Regions from separate parts of the Homo sapiens genome. Here region 2 is linked to region 1. The links are chromatin loops, found by intact Hi-C in ENCODE. Cell type or tissue: CD14-positive monocyte. All regions are shown on one strand.

Region 1 (8,000 bases):
TACCAATAGCTAATATGCTTATGATGCTTACCTTTTCAGATTCGTATATTTAAATGTTTTGTGGTTATTTCACCCTGGATGTCCAAACTCAACATGTTAAAATTCAAATTTATCATCTCTCACCCCGGGCCTGCTTTTGGTCTGCATTTCCTACCTCTATTAATAGCTTCAGTCATTAGCCACCGACACCAGACAGTCTCGGAGTCATCCTGAACTCTATCTTCCCCTCCTTCCCCAAGTCAATCACTAATCAAGTCCTGCTAATACATTTCCTTACTATTTCTGAAATCCATCCCTCTTCCTCATTCCTACTAACATCCCAATTTAAAACTATATTATCTTTTACCTGGACTATTGTCTTAAGACAACAACTTTAACCCATTGCTTAGCCTAGGTGTAATCCACAGAGGATCTTGTCTGTCTAAAATGCCCCTCTAGCCACATCCTTCCCCTGCTCAGATCTTGTCATTGGCTCCCGTGAACTGAAGTTGAAGTTTAAGCTCCTTAGGACAGCATACACGCCCTTCTATGATCTGTTCCCAGAACATATTAAACTGGTTTATCTCATATCATGGCCCACTTTGTATTTCACACTTTTGAAATACAGAAAATCATTACATTCTCCCAATAATACGAAGCTAGTATATGCCTAAAAGCCTTTGCCAATATTTTGTCTTTTGTTGAGAATTCTCTTAGCTTATTTTGTCACATGGTTAACTCCTTATGTCCTTTCATGACTCACATGTCAAGACTTCAGGAAACCTTCTCTAACTCCCAGGCTGGGCTGAGTGACCCTTTTCTGGGTAAATAATGAACTCTAATCATACTCTTCATAGCACTTACCATACTCATTTGAAGTCTGAAGTATTCCATTGTCTGCCTCACTTTACTTAGGCAAAGGAACCATGTCCTAGTCTCATTCTGGCCTCAGGACTTCAGCCTGGGCGACAGTGGGAGACTGAGTGTCAAAAAAAAAAAAAAAATTGCCAATGATTGAAGCCTAATACTGAAGATTCTGGTTTATTAATAATTAGTCTGTTGCTGGATGTTAATTGAGCTCCCCAAGTGATTACTCATGTAGGACTTCAAACCAATAATTTAGAACCTTGTGACTCAAAATCTGGGCAAAAATAAGCAGCATCAGTATCACCTGGGAGCAGCTTCAGGTCTCACTTTAGATTTACTCTGAATCTAAATATTATATTTTTATTAAAAAATTAAGAACAGATGACAAGCTTCAACTACATCTAAATTCTTTAGGTTTACTTTAAAAGAATCAACATTTTGACACAATACCAAAGTGAACTAAATTCGCTTTTTTTTTTTTTTTTTGAGACAGAGTCTTGCTCTGTTGCCCAGGCTGGAGCGCAGTGGTGCAATCTCGGCTCACTGCAACTTCCACCTCTCCAGTTCAAGCGATTATCTTGCCTCGGCCTCCAAAGTAGCTGGGATTACAGGCACATGCCATCATGCCCAGCTAATTTTTGTATTTTTAGTAGAGACAGGGTTTCACAATGTTGGGTCAGCTGGTCTCGAACTCCTGACCTCAAGTGATCTGCCCGCCTCGGCCTTCCAAAGTGCTGAGATTATAGACATGGGCCACCATGCCCAGCCTAAATTTGCTTTAATTTGGAGAAGTACTGGTCTAGAAAACACAAATTCCAAGGAGACTCAGGTTCTTAAGTTGATTTCTTGAGTACAAGTTCTTCAAATGCATTCTCCAAGATTAATTTTTTTTTTTACTTTTTAAATTGACAAAGATTATACATACTCATGGCTATACGGGGATGTTTCAGTACATGTAGATGGTGATCAGATCAGGGTAATTAGCATATCTATCATCTCAAACATTTATTATTTCTTTGTGTTGGGAACATTCAAACTACTCCTAGGTATTTTAAACTACATAATATAGTATTGTTAACTATAGCCATCTACAGTACTATAGAACACTAGAACTTATTACTCCTACCTAGCTGTAATTTTGTATCCATTAACAAATCTCTTACTATTCCTCCTTTCTCCCTACCCTTTTCAGCCTGCAGTATCCTCTGTTCTACTTTTTACTTCTATGAGATCAACTTTTTTTTTAGCTTCTGCGTGAGTGAGAACATGTGGTGTTGAAATTTCTATTCCTGGCTTATTTTGCTTAACATAATATCCTCCAGTTCCATCCATGTTGCTGAGAATGACAGGATTTTATTTATTCTTTTTTATGGCTAAATAGCATTCCTTGGTGTATATATACCACATTTTAAAAATCCATTCATCTGTTGTTGGAAACCTAGGTTGATTCCATATCTTGGCTATTGTGAACACTGTTGCAATAAACATGGGGATGCAGATGTCTCTGCAATATAATGCTTTTCTTTCCTTTGGACAAATTCCCAGTAGTGGGATTGCTTGAGGGGTTTCAATACTGTTCTCCATACTGGCTGCACTAATTTACATTCCTACCAACAGTGCATAAGAGTTCCTTTTTCTCCAGCTACTCAAGAGGCTGAGGGAGGAGAACTATTTGAACCCTAGGAGCAGAGGGAGCCATATTACACCACCACTGCACTCCAGCCTGGACGGAGAGTGAGACTCTGTCAAAAAAAAAGTCCCTTTTCTTCACGTCTTTGTCAGCATTTGTTATTTTTGTCTCTTCTATAATAGCCATCCTAACTGGAGTAAGATGATGCCTCACTGTGGCTTTGATTAGCATTTCCTTGCTGATTAGTGATGTTGCACATTTTTTCATTTATTTGTTGGTCATTTGTATGTCTTCTTTTGAGAAATGTCTGTTCAGAGCATTTGTTTATATTTAATTAGATTGTTGTGCTTCTTTGCTGTTGATATGTTTGAATTCCTTGTATATTCTTGATATTAATTTCCTGCCAGATGAGTAGTTTATATTTTCTCCCATTCTGTAGGTTGTCTTTTCACTCACTTTATTATTTCCTTTGCTGTGCAGAAGATTTTTAGCTTGATGTGATCCCATTTGTTTATTTTTTCTTTTGTTGCCTGTGCTTTTGATGCCTTATTCATAAAATATTTTCCCAGAGCAATGTCCTGAAGGATCTCCCCTATGTTTTCTTCTAGTAGCTTTACCATTTGGGGTCTTATATTTGGGTATTTGAGATACTTGAGTTGATTTTTGTATAGGGTGAGAGGCAGGGGTCTAGTTTCATTCTTCTGCATATGGATATCCAGTTTTTCCAGCACCATTTATTGAAGAGACTACCCGTTCCCCAATGAGTGTTCTTGGCGCCTTTGTAAAAAATCCGTTGGCTGAGATATGTGGATTTTCTGGGTTCTTTATTCTATTCCATAGGTCTATGTGTCTGTTTTTATGCCAATACCGTGATGTTTTGGTTACTACAGTTTTGTAGTATATTCTGAGGTCTGGTAGCATGATACATCCAGTTTTGTTCTTTTTGCTTAGGATGGCTTTGGCTATTCAGGATATTTTTTGATTCCATAAAATCTCTTTGGATTTTTTTTTAATTTTGTGAAGAATGTTCATAGGTATTTTGATAGAGATTGCATTGAATCTGTAGGTTGCTTTTGAGTAGTACTGTCACTTTAACAACATTCATATTTCTGATCCATGAGTGTGAATGTCTTTTCATTTGTTTGTATCCTCTTCAATTTCTTTCATTAGTGTTTTGTAGTTTTCATTTTACCTCCTTGGTTACATTTATGTCTGGGTTTTTTTTTTTGGTAACTATTGTAAATGGGTTTGCCTTCTTAATTTCTTTTTCAGCGAGTTTGTTGTTCATATATATAAATGCAACCAATCTTTGTGTATTAGTTTTGTGTCTTGCAACTTCACTGAATTTGTTTGTTCTAAAAGTTTTCTGGTAGAGTCTTCAGGTTTTCCTATATATAAGATCATGTCATCTGCAAATAGGAAAAATTTGATGTTCTCCTTTCCGATTTGAATGCCCTTTATTTCTTTCTCTTGTTTAATTACTCTTGATAGGACTTCACATTTATATACTTTGAATATTTAAAATGTTTACATAAATGTCAAAATCAACTTTCATTTTTCATAGAAAAAGAAGACCCTACTTGTTTTGTAGTTTTAATATTAATCAATTATTATTATCGGAGACAAATTATTTAACAAATTAAACTGTCTATTAAAATATTTCACCACAAATAAATTCCATAAGGAAAATATCTACAACTGTTTTTATGAAAGAAAAAAAGGCTTCTCTACAGTTGCTTAGGCCTGGTGCCATGGCACACACCTATAAATCCCAGCGCTGTGGGAGGCCATGGCAAGAGGATCCTTTGAGCCCAGGAGTTTGAGACCAGCGTGGACAACAAAGTGAGACCTCATCTCTACAAAAAATAAAAAAGAAATTAGCTGGCCATGGTGGTGCGTGCCTGTGGTCCTAGCTACTCGAGAGGCTGAGGAAGGAGGATCACTTGAGCCAGGGAGGTGGAGGTTTCACTGAACCATATTCACGCCACGCCACTCCAGCCTGGGCAACAGAGCTAGACCTTGTCTCAAAAAATTAAGTTAGTTAAATTAAACATAAAGTTGCATTGTATTTAAGAAATTGGGAAAGCAGAAAATGCTTCTGTTTTTCTTTTGAGTTGAACAATGAGAACACATGGACACAGGGAGGGGAACATCACATACCGGGGCCTGTCAAGGGGGTGGGAGGCTGGGGGAGGGATAGCATTAGGAGAAATACCTAATGTAGATGATGGGTTGATGGGTGCAGTAAACCACCATGGCATGTGTATACCTATGTAACAAACCTCCACGTTCTGTACATGTATCTCAGAACTTAAAATGTAATAATAACAATAATAAAAACGACAAAAAAAGGAAATGCTTCTTGTTAGAACAGATTACATACCCGCATTGCTTTTTATAATAGCCTGTAATAACAGAATATCCACAAGGTGGCAGTAATATATCAGTTTCATCCTCTGAAATTAAAACTTTTGCCTATTCAGTAATACAATGGATCTTTTGAACTCACTCTAACACGTAGAATACAGCAATTTGACTTAATAATTAGCCTTTAATTTATAGTCTTGTATTATCACTTTAGTGGTTTGAATTATTTTGTATTTTAATATATTTAAATGAATTAGTCCTATACAAAGTGACTAATTTGACATGTGAAGGTGTTTTTATTCTATTTTCAGAAGTTTAGCTTTAAAAAAATTTCTAAACTTCGATATCTGGTGAGTGTCAATGTTTTTATCTTATTAAAAGGTGGCAGACCACACTACATTCAACTGATTTTTTTTTTTAACAAGGATGCAAAATCAGTTTAAAGGAAGGATATCTTTTTCAACAAATGGTGCTAGAGCAATTGGACATTCACAGGTACAAAAACTAAGACTGACCTAAATTTATACTTTATATAAAATTTAGCTCACATAAATCACAGGCTTAAATGTAAAATGTAATATTATAAAACTTAAAGTTGTGTATGGTAGCTCGTGCCTGTAATCCCAGCTACTACTCAAGTGGCTGAGGTGGAAGGATCACTTCAATCCAGCAGTTAGTGGCTGCAGTGAGCAATGATGACACCACTGCACTACAGCTTGGGCAAAACCTCGTCTCAAAAATAATTAATAAATAAATAAATTCATTAAACTTTTTAAAATAGAAGAAAACTCTTGAGACCTTGGGCTACGCAAAGAATTTTTAGGCTTCATATCAAAAACAAAATCTACAAAAGGAAAAAGTGATAAAACTGGACTTCATTAAAATAAATAAATACTTTTTTTTTTTTTTTTTTACTTCGAAAGACCCTGTAAAGAGGTTGAAAAAATGAATTACAGACTGGGAGAAATAATTTGCGTACCATATATCTGACAAAGAACTTACATGTAGCATATGTAAACAATTCTCAAAACTCAATAGTAATAAATAAGGTATCCAATTAGAAAATAGGCATATGTGACCTCTCTGTATTATAACTTAAACCTCATGTGACTACAATTATTTCAAATGAAATAGGCAAAACAGCAATGCCTGTTTCTAGCATATAAAATAATCAGAGAACATAGAATTGTACAAAGTTAAATTATTGGGCCATTTACTTAATTTAAATATTTTTAAATGCGTGTACCCATTTTGCTTGAAGGTGTGTGCAAGTATGCTTGTATTTTTTTTAACGATAATATGGTCACATGAGCATTAAATTTATTTTTTAAAAGTTTATAGTTACCCCACACAAGTTCTTATTGAGTCCCTCATTCTTAACACCTGCATAGTATTTCATTTTATAATTAATGGATTGTAGGTTTATTCTTTTAAAATCACTTGTGTTGTTCTCATGTTTTTTTTTTCACTAAAAAGTGTTGCAATGCACAAAAAAAATATAAGGAGGGTCTTTTCTGGATCTCTGTTGAAAAACTTTGAATACAAATTACAAGTTCAAATCACATGCAAAATAAACATTTTAATTAATAGGGCTTTTACGCAAGATGTTAGTAGCAGTAGCAGCACAGTTTTATTAATATCCCTGAATCTCTCACAAAAACTGACTGAGCAAATGGGATAACAAGGTATTAACTATGACAAAACAATGTAACAGGGTGTCATCATGGACCATTTGTGAGGTTAAACCACAGGGACCCAGGGGAATCACCAATGTTTTTGGAAGAAGGAAAGGAAAGGGAAAAAATGTTTAATGGCCCTGGGAACTGGAAAACCTAGAAATGCAAGCGCTAACATCTATATTCCTAAATTCAGAGATTCTTACTAGGCAAAAAGAACTCAGCAGATTAATCTGAGAACAGCAGCTGAGGCTGGCAGAAAGCTTCCTGGGCCTCAGCTCATAGCTGAGAGTGAGGATGGCAAAAAGCAGGTGCTGTGAGTGGTCTGTTTCCTATGAACCCTACAAATTAACCACCCCCAAAACAAAGCCCTGTCCTAAGGAGAAACTGCAGGAAGTCAATTATAAATTGAGTTGGGAAGCACACTGAGGCTCAAGAAAAGGGAAGCTCCAGGTTAAGATGCAAGAGAAGAAGGGAAAAGGCAGTTTTCTGCAAGTTCAAGCACAAATAATTTCTTTACCTTCTAGTTCTGGAAATACCAGGTGCTGTGTATGTAAAGCAGGAATTTTGGTTGAATATTATATAATTTTCTGACCCACTGTTACTAATCCAGTTTCCCCTGTACTCAGATCTTCCATGCTACAGACAGACTTGACAGATGCTCAGCAAATAGTAGCTAATATTTTCTAGGAAACTAGGTGCTAAACGAGTTTTCTTAAATTTCTACCTCCAGGTCTGTAAGTTGATTTGAAGCATTACCAGTTTCTGGTTCTGCACAGGTTGTTGAGCGCACGACTTCTCTCCTCCAGTGGAAAGTCCACCTGCTCACAATCAACCATCCTTTCCTGCAGCCTGGGAGACACTGCTCAGTGTAGCACGCCTCCCAGTCTAGAATAAGCACACTCATCATCAGTCTCTCTCATTTTCTGTCTTATCTCCATTCCATCTACATACAATTTTTGTTTTCGCCAATGTTTTTAAATAAACAACTGTACAAGCGCAACAATGACAACAGAAACCTTCCTTCCCCCAGTGCTGTAGTGAGCAAGGAATATATTTAACTTCAAATAAAAGACAAAAACAAATGTTGGATAAAGCTGACAGAAAGAAATGCAACTGTAGGTGCTCTGGCAATATAGAAATGATACAACTAAGAAAAATGGAAGAAAAGGAAAGAGAAAGTATTCCTCAGAATGATTTTACTGACTGCTCATCTGTAATGCCTGGGAGTCAAAGGATATTGTTTATAGAAATGTAAGCATACTTAATGGCACCAGGGGAAACAAAGTTAATATGATTAAATCAAATTGTGGGATGAAAAATCACATAGGGAGGACAAGAAAGAGAATACAGCTAATACCATTGTTCTTAGTTTAGAGACATTAGCTACTGTCTAAAGAAAAAGATGATTTTATGAAATTACATAAGGTAGCCATCAGAATAAAAGTTTAACTCTTCCAAATATCCAACATCAAAACAAA
Region 2 (8,000 bases), 120 kb after region 1:
TTTCTCCTTTTCCTTTTCTTTGCTTGGAGTGTTTTCTAAAAATTTGTCAAAAACTGTAGATGGCAAACAGAGTGACAGAACACAGGTTAAGTGTCCATACATGACAAAGAATACAGGATACAAAAATAGCTTTAGAGGGTTGCAAAACAAGTAAATGACCCCCAAAACTAAGCAATTGTGGAGGGCAGGAATATGTTTTCTGGATATGCTGAATGATTTCTAAAGTGTTCACTGTTCAACAATAAAATACAAGGCATTCAAAAGGACAAAAAAATGGCACCCTCAACGGGAAAATAATGAAAAGAAACTGTACTTCAGGAATCCCAGCCGTGGTATTTACTAGGCAAATATTTTAATTTACTTGACTTCAATGTTCTCAAATACCTAAGAGAAGCCAGGACAACAGTGTTTCAAAAATGGAAAATACCAATAAAGACCTACAAATTATTTTTAAAAATGAAATTCATACCCTGTAACTAGAAAGACTGAAGAGTATGCATGAGCATGCAGGAAGGATAATCAAGGAACTTGAAGACGGATTGTTTGCTATTCAGTCTAAGGAAGGTACAAGAAGAGAAAAACAAGAAAAATGAATAAAACTAAGGTAGCCATGGAACAACATCAAGTATATCAACATATTCATAATGGGAGCCCCACAGGAAAAGGAGACACAGAGATAAAAAAAATAATTTGAAGAAGCAATGGCTGAAACTTCCCAAATGTGCTGATAGATACAAATTTACTTATTCAAGAATCCCAGAAGAAAAAAAATACTCCTAGAAGAATAACCTCAAAGATATCTACACTGGAACACATACACTGAAATTGACAAAAGATAAATTAATAGAGAACTTTAAAAGAAGCAAGACAGAAGTAACTGATCACATGCAAGTTATCCTCAATGACATTAACAGCCAATTTCTCATTAAAATTTATGGAGGAAAGAAGTCACTGGGGTGACATATTTAGAGGGCTGAAAGAAAACATAAATCAGTCATAAACTCAATATCTGGCAAAACCGAACTCAATTTCTCAATTTATGAGTAAGGCATTTCCAAGCAAACAATTAAAGAGAGTACATCACTATTAGATTGGCCTTACAAAATATGATGAAGTAAGGAATGTAAGAACAATACACAGTAACCCATGTGCAAATAAATAAATAAATAACATCAATAAAGTAATTACACCAGGAAATAGAAAAGCCAATACCATTGTATTTGGGGGTTTCTGTGACTTTATTTTTCTACTAGATTTAAAAAGTGGTAAGGCACAGTATTTCACATCTGTAATCCCAACCAAGGTGGGAGGTTTGGTTGAGCCCAGGAGTTTGAGACCAGCCGGGGCAACAAAGTGTGACCCTGTCTCTACAGAAAATAAAATTAGCCAGGTATGGTGGCATGAACCTCTAGCCCCAGCTACAAGGGAGGTGGAAGTGGGAGGATCCCTTGAGGCCAGGAGCTCAAGGCTGTAGTGAACCATGTTTAGCCTGCATGATTGAAACCATGTCTCAGTAAAGTAAAATAAAATAATAAAATAAAGAAATGACATATAATAAGACAAGAATTATATATCTGTGCTGTTAGCACATATTGAATAAGAAGCAATTTTTGACAAAACGTAGGAATGGAGGGACAGCAGTATGGGAAAATATTTTTATATAATGTAAACAGTTGTTATAATTCACACTATATTATTATAAATTTAAGATATTAGTTATAATACCCTTAATGACCACTAAGAAAATAACTGTTAAAATATACTAAAGAGAAATGAGACAGTCAAAATGGTACCCTAGAAAAACAATCAAATGTAAAAATGAGCAGTTTTTGGAGGAATTGAATAACAACCACAACAACAACAAATTTGTAGAAAACAAGGACAAAAATAGCAAAATCTTTCTTATCAGTAATTACCTTAAATGCAGATAAATTAAACTCCAGTTAAAAGTCAAAGATTGACAGAATGACTTTTTACATGTTTTAAAAGGGACGGGAAAATTAATTCAAACAGTAACCAAAATAGAGCTAGAGGTACTATGCAAATATCAAGAATGTTTAATTCATCAAAAAGATATTATCCTTACATATTTACCTAATAAAAGATCCGCAGGATATATGAAACAAAGACAAACAGATTTGAAGAGGTGGACAGTTCTGCAATAATAGTTGGTGATTTCAACATCCCACTTTCAACAGTGGATGAAACAACCAAACAGAGGTTCAATAAGAAAACAAATGTCTTAAACAGCATTATAAACCAAATGAGGCTATTAGACATATACAAAACACTCCACTCCACAAGTGGATTAAATATTCTTCTAAAGGGTTTATAGGTCCAGAATAGTCTTCACGGTAGGCCACAAAGCAAGTCTCATATTTAAAACTATTGAAATCACACATAATGCTTTTTCCAACCACAGTGGAATAAAACTAGAGACTGCCCCCCCTCTTTTTTTTTGAGACGGAGTTTTGCTCTGTCACGCAGGCTGGACTGCAGTGGCACAATGTCAGCTCACTGCAACCTCTGCCTTCCATGTTCAAGTGATTCTACTGCCTCAGCCTCCCAAGTAGCTGAGACTACAGGTGCCCACCACCACACCTGGCTAATTTTTATAATTTTAGTAGAGATGGAGTTTCACCATATTGATCAGTCTGGTCTTGAACTCCTGACCTCAAGTGATCCATCCCCCTCAGCCTCCCAAAGTGCTGGGATTACACGCACGAGCCACTGTGACCGCCTGAGCCCCATTTTCTAAAAACTGAAAAATGTATAATATTTGGAAACTAAACAATACACTCTTCAACAACCTATGGCTAATTGAAGAATCTGCAAGAAATTAAAGAATCCTTGCAGATAAATGGAAAATTAAAGCATATTGAAACTTCTGGGATGCAGCAAAATCAATACTGAGAAATATATAGTTGCAAACATAGACACATAAAGAAGAAATGTAAAATTATCAATTCACACACAAGGAAGTAGAAAAAGTGCAAACTAGAGAAGAGTACTTTTACAAAAAAATGACATAGTAAAGGAAGCTGGCATGTTTCCCCACCAACCCTAGCTCCCCCTCCCCCCAAGAACACATACAGGAAACCAAAAACCGATATACATTGCATAGGTTATCACCAGCAATAACTCAGAGCTCAAATATGAGGATGAGGCAGCTCCTAGGGTGACAGAGAAGTGAAGAAACCAGGCAGATGATAAGAAAGTTTGGCTTTTATATTCATGACACTCTTCCCCTAGTCTGCTGGCAACGAAGTGTAAAAAAAAAAAAAAATCCTCTGTCTCATGCTTACTACACTGGATTAAATAAAGTTGAAGTGGACAACACAAGCCACTTTTGATTTCCTGGCAGGAAACCTGTTCCTGTCTTAACCCACAGGAAGCCTTGTGAATGCCTGAAAGAAGAAGAATTCCTGAGGACAACCAGGGACAAGGCAGAAAGGCAGGACTACCACCTCCAGCCTTGATATCTTAGCCATAGGAGATGCCAAACCAGAGTGCCTGTGCAGCAGTACCATGAGGTAGGAGGTATATTTCATAATTTCCCTAGGCACAAACTTATAGCCAGCCTTCCCTCACTGTTAGCATAGCCCCTTCAGGATCTCTCTGATAGGGGACTGGCAGCAATCCTAAGCTTGCTAGAGCTGAGGCAAACCTTGGCTTAAGGCACCATCTACTGTCAAAACAAAGGAACTGACGTAGCTGAAAGCAAGCAAACAAAAACCCACCATAGGTGTGTCTAAAAAAACCTCAACGCAAATATATTCAGTAAAACACAAAATAATACAGAGAAAAGAATGAACTGAATAACTAGTCCTTCAATAAAAAGATATAGATGTATAACCACTAGAAATAATACCGAACAAGGAATCATAATCTTCCCAAATGGACAAAGCACTAAACCATTGACCAGTGCTAAATAATGTGATGGCTATCAGTGAGTTCTCTAATCAAGAATTCAAAATGGCGGTTTTCAGGAAATTCAGATCTCTAAAATGACAGAAAAGGAACTAATAAACTTCTGAGAGAAATTTTTAAAAATGAAATAATTTAAAAAATCCTGGAACTAAGAAACACATTGGCTGAAGTGAAAAATTCAAGAGACTCTCACCAGCAAAACAGATCAAACAACAAAAAAATCAAATGTGATTTTTAGAGTGAGCTCTAAAACAGGTTATTAGGGCTAGGTATGGTGGCTCACGCCTGTAATCCCAGCACTTTGGGAGGTTGAGGTGGGTGGATCACTTGCAGTCGGGAGTTCAAGACCAGCCTGGACAACATGCTGAAACCCTGTCTCTGCTAAGAATACAAAAATTTAGCTTGGCATAGTGGTGCACACCTGTAATTCCAGCTAGGTATTAGGTCTCCTATAGAATCGGTAATCTTGTCTCATTTGCTAGAAGCACAATTTAGATAAAATATAAAATGGATATAAGCCAGTGAGTTTTATATTACTCTATTGCTTTATTCATGGGTAAATTTTGTCAGGGCTATAAAATCTGCTTGCCTTTATCTATATTTTTAGCATATAGATGAACTGTGTGTGATATATTTCTACCTCTGGATGTTAGTACCAAGTTAATTTTTAATATCACTTAAAAGGGTGCTATCCAAATTGGCTAAGAGATAAATGAGCATTATTGTGAATTACATACTCCTAAAAATCCTAGAAATAGACAATCAAGTTCACATGACTCATGAAAATGTTTAGTAAATGAGATTAGTTTAAAATAGTTTATTGCACACAGCCACAGATTACAAGTTATTGTTATTATTAACTGCAAGAATACATTTGCGGGCCAGGCATGGTGGCTAACGCCTGTAATCCCTGCACTTTGGGAAACCAAGGCAGGTGGATCATCTGAAGTCAGGAGACCAGACCAGCATGGCCAAGATGTTGAAATGCCATCCTTACTAGAAATACAAAAGTCAGCCAGGAAATGTGGTGCACACCTGTAATCCTAGCTACACAGGTGGTTGAGGCAGGACAATTTTTTGATCCCAGGTGGCAGAGGCTGCAGTGAGCTGAGCTCACACCACTGCAATCCAGCCTGGATGACAGAGGGTGACTCTGTCAGAAAAAACAAACAAACAAACAAACAAACAAACAAAAAACACGAAAAAAGGGAATACACTTGATTTGTATACTTATTGGATTTCCTAATGTAGTAATTGAGCTGTGATATACTCACTGGACATTTAAGATTTTATAAAGATTTTTATGACAATAGAGAAATTTCTGCAGTTTAGTAAAAATGCATTTGCATAGAACATAAGTGGAAAGTGGTTTTATAACCAAGTCTTGTCTGAAATATCAAATATGTTTAAGAATGATTTCCATAGAATCAGATATAACCAGGTAGCATTAAGAACTAAAGTTGACCGTGGGGGCAATACTTATAAAGCCTTCATGGAAAAACCAACCTGGTAATTGGTTACAGAGTTCCTAGCCTACAAGATAAGAAAGGTCACTTCTGGGCAAGCTCTGGAACCTCACCATATTTGAAGACTTTGAGAGGAGTGGAATTCAACCAAATCTACAGGTTCTGATAGGGAAGTCGGTGGCAAGTTCCTGGCTTGGCTTCTAGTCCCAAGGCTTCAAAAAATATAATCTGAGACTAGTTACAGAAATTTTCAAAAATGAAACTGGAAAGGCCTCTGTGGCCAGGAAGGTGGGTCACACCTGTAATCGCAGCACTCTCACAGGCTGAGGTGGGAGAGGCACTTGAGCCCAGGAATTCACGACTAGCCTAGACAACATGGTGCAACCCCATATCCAGATACAAACAAACAAACAAAACAAAACACAAAATTAACCAGCCATGATGGTGTGCTCCTATGGTCTCAGTTACTCAGGAGGCTGAGGTGGGAGGACCACTTGAGCCCAGGAGGTTGAGAATGCAGTGAGCCAGACACTGTCTTTCATTTAAAAAGTGTATAATGAATAAATGAAGAAATAAAGAAAGGTGTTTGTGGTCAGTGACCATTCTTATTGCACTCAGGTAAATAATGCCAAAACTAGTAAGGCCAGACTGATTTTCTGAACAAGAGTAAAGAGAAGTACCACAGAGAGAATTTTGTTTCAATGGAAAATTAGAGGACACCCACGTGAGATGTTTTACAAATTTTATTAGTCTACATTTTTCAGTTCTTGTTTTATTCAATATATAGCTACAACTCTGTAAACTAAAATTTCAACATTGTGTCCCCCTTTTCATGGTTTAGCATCACTGAAAACTAAAACTGCCCAATTTTCCCCAAACCTTGTAAGCTGAAGCTGGATAACTAGGTATCAACATTTTATTTTTATTTTTTTTATTATTATTATACTTTAAGTTTTAGGGTACATGTGCACAATGTGCAGGTTTGTTACATATGTATCCATGTGCCATGTTGGTATGCTGCACCCATTAACTCGTCATTTAGCATTAGGTATACCTCCTAATGTTATCCCTCCCCCCTCCCCCCACCCCACAACAGTCCCCGGTGTGTGATGTTCCCCTTCCTGTGTCCCTGTGTTCTCATTGTTCAATTCCCACCTATGAGTGAGAACATGTGGTGTTTGGTTTTTTGTCCTTGCGACAGTTTGCTGAGAATGATGATTTCCAGTTTCATCCATGTCCCTACAAAGGACATGAACTCATCATTTTTTATGGCTGCATAGTATTCCATGGTGTATATGGGCCACATTTTCTTAACCCAGACTATCGTTGTTGGACATCTGGGTTGTTTCCAAGTCTTTGCTATTGTGAATACTGCCGCAATAAACATACATGTGCATGTGTCTTTATAGCAGTGTGATTTATAGTCCTTTGTGTATATACCCACTAATGGGATGGCTGGGTCAAATGGTATTTCTAGTTCTAGATCCCTGAGGAATCGCCACACTGACTTCCACAATGGTTGAACTAGTTTACAGTCCCACCAACAGTGTAAAAATGTTCCTATTTCTCCACATCCTCTCCAGCACCTGTTGTTTCCTGACTTTTTAATGATTGCCATTCTAACTGGTGTGAGATGGTATCTCATTGTGGTTTTGATTTGCATTTCTCTGATGGCCAGTGATGATGAGCATTTTTTCATGTGTTTTTTGGCTACATAAATGTCTTCTTTTGAGAAGTGTCTGTCTGTTCATGTCCTTTGCCCACTTTTTGATGGGATTGTTTGTTTTTTTCTTGTAAATTTGTTTGAGTTCTTTGTAGATTCTGGATATTAGCCCTTTGTCAGATGAGTAGGTTGCAAAAATTTTCTCCCATTTTGTAGGTTGCCTGTTCACTCTGATGGTAGTTTCTTTTGCTGTGCAGAAGCTCTTTAGTTTAATTAGATCCCATTTGTCAAGTTTGCCTTTTGTTGCCATTGCTTTTGGTGTTTTAGACATGAAGTCCTTGCCCATGCCTGTGTCCTGAATGGTATTGCCTAGATTTTCTTCTAGGGTTTTTATAGTTTTAGGTCTAACATGTAAGTCTTTAATCCATCTTGAATTAATTTTTGTATATAAGGTGTAAGGAAGGGATCCAGTTTCAACTTTCTACATATGGCTAGCCAGTTTTCCCAGCACCATTTATTAAATAGGGAATCCTTTCCCCATTGCTTGTTTTTGTCAGGTTTGTCAAAGATCACATAGTTGTAGATGTGTGGTATTATTTCTGAGGGCTCTGTTCTGTTCCATTGATCTATGTCTCCGTTTTGGTACCAGTACCATGCTGTTTTGGTTACTGTAGCCTTGTAGTATAGTTTGAAGTCAGGTAGCGTAATGCCTCCAGCTTTGTTCTTTTGGCTTAGGATTGACATGGCGATGCGGGCTCTTTTTTGGTTCCATATGAACTTTAAGGTAGTTTTTTCCAATTCTGTGAAGAAAGTCATTGGTAGCTTGATGGGGATGGCATTGAATCTATAAATTACCTTGGGCAGTATGGCCATTTTCACGATATTGATTCTTCCAACCCATGAGCATGGAATGTTCTTCCATTTGTTTGTATCCTCTTTTA

What was found. A loop is a pair of places that touch in the nucleus more often than their neighbours do. Peaks named below come from ENCODE experiments on the same cell type or tissue, not always from the same donor. Only the 100,000 strongest peaks of a DNase experiment are listed, where the experiment ranks them.
Region 2: it touches region 1 in a loop (8-fold over the local background); 13 of 110 quality-filtered maps call a loop at or near these places.

The regions. Positions count from the first base shown.
Region 1 is chr22:16,889,017-16,897,016 of GRCh38, reverse strand. No RefSeq gene overlaps it. Among named protein-coding and RNA genes, the nearest start is that of XKR3, 68 kb to the right of the region's middle. In CD14-positive monocyte, CTCF peaks have their summits at 4,659 and 4,858 (motif pointing right); no DNase peak of the experiment used is centred here.
Region 2 is chr22:16,770,454-16,778,453 of GRCh38, reverse strand. No RefSeq gene overlaps it. Among named protein-coding and RNA genes, the nearest start is that of LINC01665, 26 kb to the right of the region's middle. In CD14-positive monocyte, CTCF peaks have their summits at 3,507 and 3,718 (motif pointing left); DNase peaks (open chromatin) are centred at 2,183 and 3,663; H3K4me3 peaks cover 1,578 bases; H3K27ac peaks cover 2,046 bases.